Linked DNA regions of Homo sapiens: region 2 is linked to region 1. The links are chromatin contacts, found by Hi-C or POLR2A ChIA-PET in ENCODE. All regions are on one chromosome and are shown on one strand. Each heading gives the region's core, a stretch centred on a gene start or an enhancer-like site at or near the end of the contact. The rest is flanking DNA. Distances are from core to core; before and after follow the strand shown.

Evidence for each region. A loop is a pair of places that touch in the nucleus more often than their neighbours do. ChIA-PET counts read pairs that join two places held with the same protein, here RNA polymerase II (POLR2A). Pooled maps may share reads with other maps.
Region 2: a loop to region 1 is called in a pooled map, with 2.1 times the contacts of the local background. The contact joins two enhancer-like sites. A Hi-C loop is called at or near these places in 1 of 50 pooled maps. POLR2A ChIA-PET finds 5 or more read pairs at or near these places in 3 of 52 experiments (GM10248, HCT116 and naive thymus-derived CD4-positive, alpha-beta T cell).

What each region holds. Positions count from the first base shown.
Region 1 is chr15:59,001,079-59,003,890 of GRCh38, reverse strand. All of the region lies in intron 1 of RNF111 (ring finger protein 111), which reads right to left. Among named protein-coding and RNA genes, the nearest start is that of RNF111, 15 kb to the right of the region's middle. Within about 2 kb of position 1,435, at least 2 of the 41 ENCODE cell types and tissues checked have a DNase peak (open chromatin) inside an H3K27ac peak, as active enhancers do.
Region 2 is chr15:59,297,029-59,299,840 of GRCh38, reverse strand. The region is part of intron 1 of MYO1E (myosin IE); the gene reads left to right. Among named protein-coding and RNA genes, the nearest start is that of MYO1E, 74 kb to the left of the region's middle. RefSeq lists a silencer at 1,507-1,566. Within about 2 kb of position 1,345, at least 6 of the 41 ENCODE cell types and tissues checked have a DNase peak (open chromatin) inside an H3K27ac peak, as active enhancers do.

The sequences.
Region 1 (2,812 bases), core at 186-2,685:
CTTATTCATTTATGGTTCTCATTCAATAAATATTTATTGAAAGCCTATAATGAGCTAGGCACTTGTTTTAGGCACTGGCATCAGCCACGAACAGGACATAGAAAGTCTTTGCTCTCATGGAAATTACATGCAAATGAGACCAAAAAACCAAGATAATTTTAGAGCGAAACACGTGCTATTAAGAAAATACGCCACGTGCAGTGGCTCACACCTGTAATTCCAGCAGTTTGGGAGGCTGAGGCAGGCAGATCGCTTGAGCTCAGGAGTTCAAGACCAGCCTGGGCAACACGGCAAAACCCTGTCTCTACAAAAAATTTTAAAAAAATTAGCTGGGTGTGGTAGCACGCACCTGTAGTCCCAGCTACTGGAGAGGCTGAGGTGGGAGGATGGTTTGAGCCTAGGAGGTGGAGGTTGCAGTAAGCAGGGATCATGCCACTGCACTCCAGTCTGAGCAACAGAGCCAGACTCTGTCTCAAAAAAGAAAAAGGCCGGGTGTGGCGGCTCACACCTGTAATCCCATAACTTTGGGAGGTCAAGGTGGGCAGATGGCTTGAGCTCAGGAGTTCCAGACCAGCCTGGGCCACAGGGCAAAAGCATGTCTCTACAAAAACTTAGCTGGGTGTGGTGGTACATGCCTGTCCCAGCTACTCAGGAGGCTGAGGTGGGAGGATCGCTTGAGCCCAGGAGGCAGAGGTTGCAGTGAGCTGACATTGAGCCACTGCACTCCAGCCTGCGAAACTGAGTGAGACCTTGTCTCGAAAAAAGAAAAAAGAAAATTAAACAGGCAGTAGGATCACTTGAGGCCAGGAGTTCAAGGCTGCAGTAAGCTTTAATAGCACCTGTGAATAGCCAACTGCAATCCCGCGCTGGCAACATAATGAGATCTTATCACAAAAAAGGAAGAAAGAAAACAAAACAAATGTAAAGGTTGACCATCAACAGGATCCTCTCTAAGAAGCTAAAGACATGAATCATGACAAGAAACTAGCCACTAGTCAGTCAAGCCACACAATTCTAGAGGAAGAGTATTCCTGGGAGAGAAAAAATAGGAAAGACTATGTGACAGGAATATGCCTAACAGGTGCAAAGAACTAAAAGAAGGGAAGTGGAAGGAAAGGGAAATGGCACACAATGACATCAGAAGTAGTCAGGGCCAGATCAGGTAGAGCCTGTAGGGAACTGTGTGCCACATTTTTATTTCATTTTATCTTTACTAAGAACTATAGGGAACTGAAGATTACAGAAGTGACTTGCCTAAGACCTGATAGCAAAGCCTGGATCTAAATGACTATCTAAGTTGTTGAGTTTGGTCACTCTCTCTCTTTTTTTTTTTTTAATTAAATGCACAGTTATGAGGGCTTTCACTCAGAACTTCAGTTCCCATGACTACTTTTACATAAGATTATTACATATGTTACTCAACCGTACTTCCCGTATTTACCATGCAGATTTTCAGGAACTTGTCCCTCACATAAGAATGTTCTAATAAAGCATGGTAACTGCTACAAATAACAAAGTACCAAATACCATGGGAAAACGGAAGGGACAGCTATTAATTCTAAAGGAAAAACCTGAAAGAAGTTTAAGAGTTGATCTTTAAAAGTAAAATTTCAAGTGGAGAATAAGGATAAGGATACATCAGAGAAATGGCGGGAAGATAGTCAAGAAAATAGAATGGTGAGTTTTAACCAACACTATACAGTAGTCTCCCCTTAACCACAATTTACTGTCTACGGTTTCAGTTACCTATGGTCAACCATGGTCCAAAAATATTAAAGAAAAAACTCTAGAAATAAACAGCTCACAAGCTTTAACCGCTTATGAATGCCTACACAGTGCCCATGTCATTAACCTCATTTCGCCATTTTATCATCATTTTCCGTCATCACAAGAAAGGTGAGTACAATATTTTGAGAGATGACATTCACACAATTTTTATTAAATATAGTTATAAATTTTTTTATTAGTTATTGCTATTAATGTCTTACTCTGCCCAATGTATAAATTAAACTTTATAATAGGTATGCATGTTGTGGCTGTTAAGCATCTACTGGGGGTCTTGGACTGTATCCCTCATGGATAAGGGAGGACTACTGTACTTAGTTCTTTAAACATGATTTCATAAAAAATAAAATAAAATCCCATGATAATGTATGTTTTGTAGGTGTTCTGTAACAAATCTTATATCACATGATTTTCTTCACTTAATAAAAGTATTAAGTATTTTCTATTAAAGAACCTAGCTGTCAAAATAGACTTAGTCTTCCTAAAGTGAACCTATTCGCCAAATGTGGAGAGCCCATTTCCATGTCACTAATATAACTTTTTCCTGGTAAAACTGTCATGATTATCAAAAGCAAAAGTTCACATTTTTTAAAAACATGGTAAGTTATACAAGACCTTTATTTCAAATCTCCCTCCAATCCCCACTAAACTGATAGTAAAAAGAATTTTTTTTTAATCAACAACAAAAATAGGAACTAATAGCAGGCAAAGTAGAGATGGCAATAGAATCCTGTTACCTGATTGACAGGAAATCCAGAAAAGAGAAGAGAGGTAAAAAATGGCTAAGAAGTTATCAAAGGCAATGTAAATATTTCATATAACTGAAGAACATGAACCCTTCATACCTCTGTTCTCAGAGACCACCATTCTCCTCCTCACCTACTCCACTAAAGCCCCAGTAGTTTCTAGGCTATTTCTCAAGCAGGTCAACCATGCTATGGCTAGTCACGCTGCCTTGAATGCTCTTCCCCCAGATAACCACGAGGCTCACTCATTCACTTCCTTTACATCTGTGTTCAAATGTTTC
Region 2 (2,812 bases), core at 96-2,595, 300 kb before region 1:
AATGATGATTAGAGCTAATTATCGTCAGAATTTGGGCTGGTGTTTCTAAAATGAAACTACAGAGTTTCTTTAAATGGGGTCATCAGGTTAGGATTCAGTTGTCAAGAAAGATCAATGATTTGTGTGAACTCACAGTCTTCTCAGCTTACCTGGTAGCCAGGGGTAATATTTCACACTTCGGAGTGAATTGCATTTATATTCTTTTTCTTCATAGCTCACTCAGGATTTTTAGAAGATGAAAGAATTGAATCTTATGGCAACAAAGCCCATTTCTTCACAGTGGAACTATAAATGCAGACTTAAGTAATTAATTTGTAAACCTTTGTATCTTTTTAAAACATCATCCTATCCCCAAGGCCTAACATAAGTTTTGTTGACTAGGTGAAATGATTGAATCAGTGAATGATTGAATAAATGAAAAATATAGGATGCAGTTCAGGAAAGAAAACCACAAGAGTGCGGCGGCTATTTAAAAAATGCCATCCCTGTAATTACTGTTATTGCCAATTCCTGTTTGTGTTTATGAAGCCTGAGGAATTTTGGAGGGCACTACCAGTAATTTGTATCTCATTACTCAAGCTAAGGGAGGGATAAATGAATCCTAAATGTAAACCTTTTACCGTCAAAATGGAAAACCTGTGTTTTTCCAGTGATGTGTCAGCAGTAGCTATTAATATTAAAATCACGAACCTACACACATACCTTTAAGAAATGGACTCCAGGCTTGTAAAACATGTGGCCGTAATATTGGCAGAGCAAGAATCTTTGGCCTCTGAATAAGCTCACTGGCCTTCATGTCTGTGATAATTTGCCATAGAGACCAGGCTTTTTTTCTGAGGATCTATCCCAGTCACTGTAGTTGTGGAAGTGGTGGTTCTTGTATAACAAAGTCATCTGAGGTAATATTTCCACACAATAATTTTTAGCAAAAAGAAAATGTTTAATGGTTATCCCAGGTGGCAGCAGATTCCCTTGTGGAAACAAGAATGGCGGGAATCAAAGGTTGGGCATAGAGAAGAACTTTCCTCTTTGTGATTCAAGGACAGATGTTGGCAACCTCTTTGAACTGAATGATTGGACTCCATCCTTTTCACTCATGTTGTCCTTTACCCCCAGTCCTCACCTGGATTTAAGCGATCTGGTCTGAAAGAACTCCTTCCATTTCTACCCTTTAAATAGGTTCTTATTTAATGCCACTGTAGTCAAGGAAGAGAGGGGGAACAGGATTGGAGCAGGGGTGAGGTTCACAGGCACCCCGAGGGAGGAAACCAGACGTGAACATCCCACACATAGCAGCTTTGCATATGGACAGACCTGATTTCCTTCTATGCCTCTTCCCACAGTGCTGTCTGGGCCATTAAGAATCACCTTGACTCATAGTTCTGGTTTTCAGTTCAGCTTCTAGGAATGCATGATTTCACACCTTGTGGAGGTAGAACGCAGTATCACTGATCAGGGCACAGCTATCGGGCAACCTCAGCCTCTCTGGAACTCAGCGGGCTGTGAGGAAGTCATGTATCTAAGAAGCCCAAACACATACTCCATGGCCCTTGACTGTCTGAAAAACTCAGTTTCGGAGTTTAATACATTCCCCCAGGGTACCAAATAACTAGATTTGTAAATGTAAATTTTTTCAGTCAGTTCTTAAGGTTTGATGAGGAACAGGATATTTACATAGTCGCAAAGTATCTCACCACAAATCACTTTGCATTTGTAATAGGAAAAATTACGCAGTGGGGAAGTTGGAAAATACTTAACCAAATGATGAAAGTGAATATCACCTACAAATATCATGTACCTCTGGACATCATGCCCTCAGAAGGACACAAAATTATTTGCCTAGAATTCTAGTCAAAAATGTGAAAGATGAATCTAAGTATGACAAATATCAGGCAAACTCAAATGGAGGGAAATTCTATAAAATAACTTGCCTGAACTGTTTAAAATGTCACCATCATAAAAGACAAAGGAAAACTCATGCCTGTAATCCCAGCACTTTCAAAGCCCACGGTGGGAGGATCACTCGAGCTTAGGAGTTCAAGACCAACCCGGGCAACATAGTGAGACCTCATCTGTACTAAAATTCAAAAAAATTAGCCAAGCATGGTAGTGCACACCTGTAGTCCCAGCTACTCCAGGGCTGAGGTGGGAGGATCACTTGAGCCCAGGAGGTCGAGGTGGCAGTGAGCCCTCATCGCACCACTGTACTCCAGCCCAGGCCACAAGAGCACGACCCTGTCTCAAAAAATTATAAAAATTTTAAAAGCCAGACATGGTGGCTTTTTATCCCAGCACTTTGGGAGGCTGAGGCAGGCAGATCACCTGAGGTCAGGAGTTTGAGACTGGCCTGGCCAACATGGCAAAAACCCCATCCCTACTAAAAAAAAAAAAAAAAAAAAAAAATTAGCTGGGTGTGGTGGTGCGTACCTGAAATCCCAGCTACTCAGGAGGCTGAGGCAGGAGAATCATTTGAACCAGGAGGCGGAGGTTGCAGTGAGCTGAAATCGTGCCACTGCATTCCAGCCTGGGTGACAGAGTAAGACCCTGTCTCTAAAAAAAAAAAAATTCTGACAAATGTGGTACATGATCCTGCACCAGGGGAAAAAATAAGTAATAAAGGACATGATTGGGATAATAAAATTAGAATATTGACTTGTATAAAAAGTATTCTATCGATGTTAAATTTCCTGGCCGGGTGCGGTGGCTCGCGCCCGTAATCCCAACACTTTGGGAGGCCGAGGCGAGTGGATCATGAGGTCAGGAGATCGAGACCATCCTGGCTAACACAGTGAAACTCTGTCTCTACAAAAAA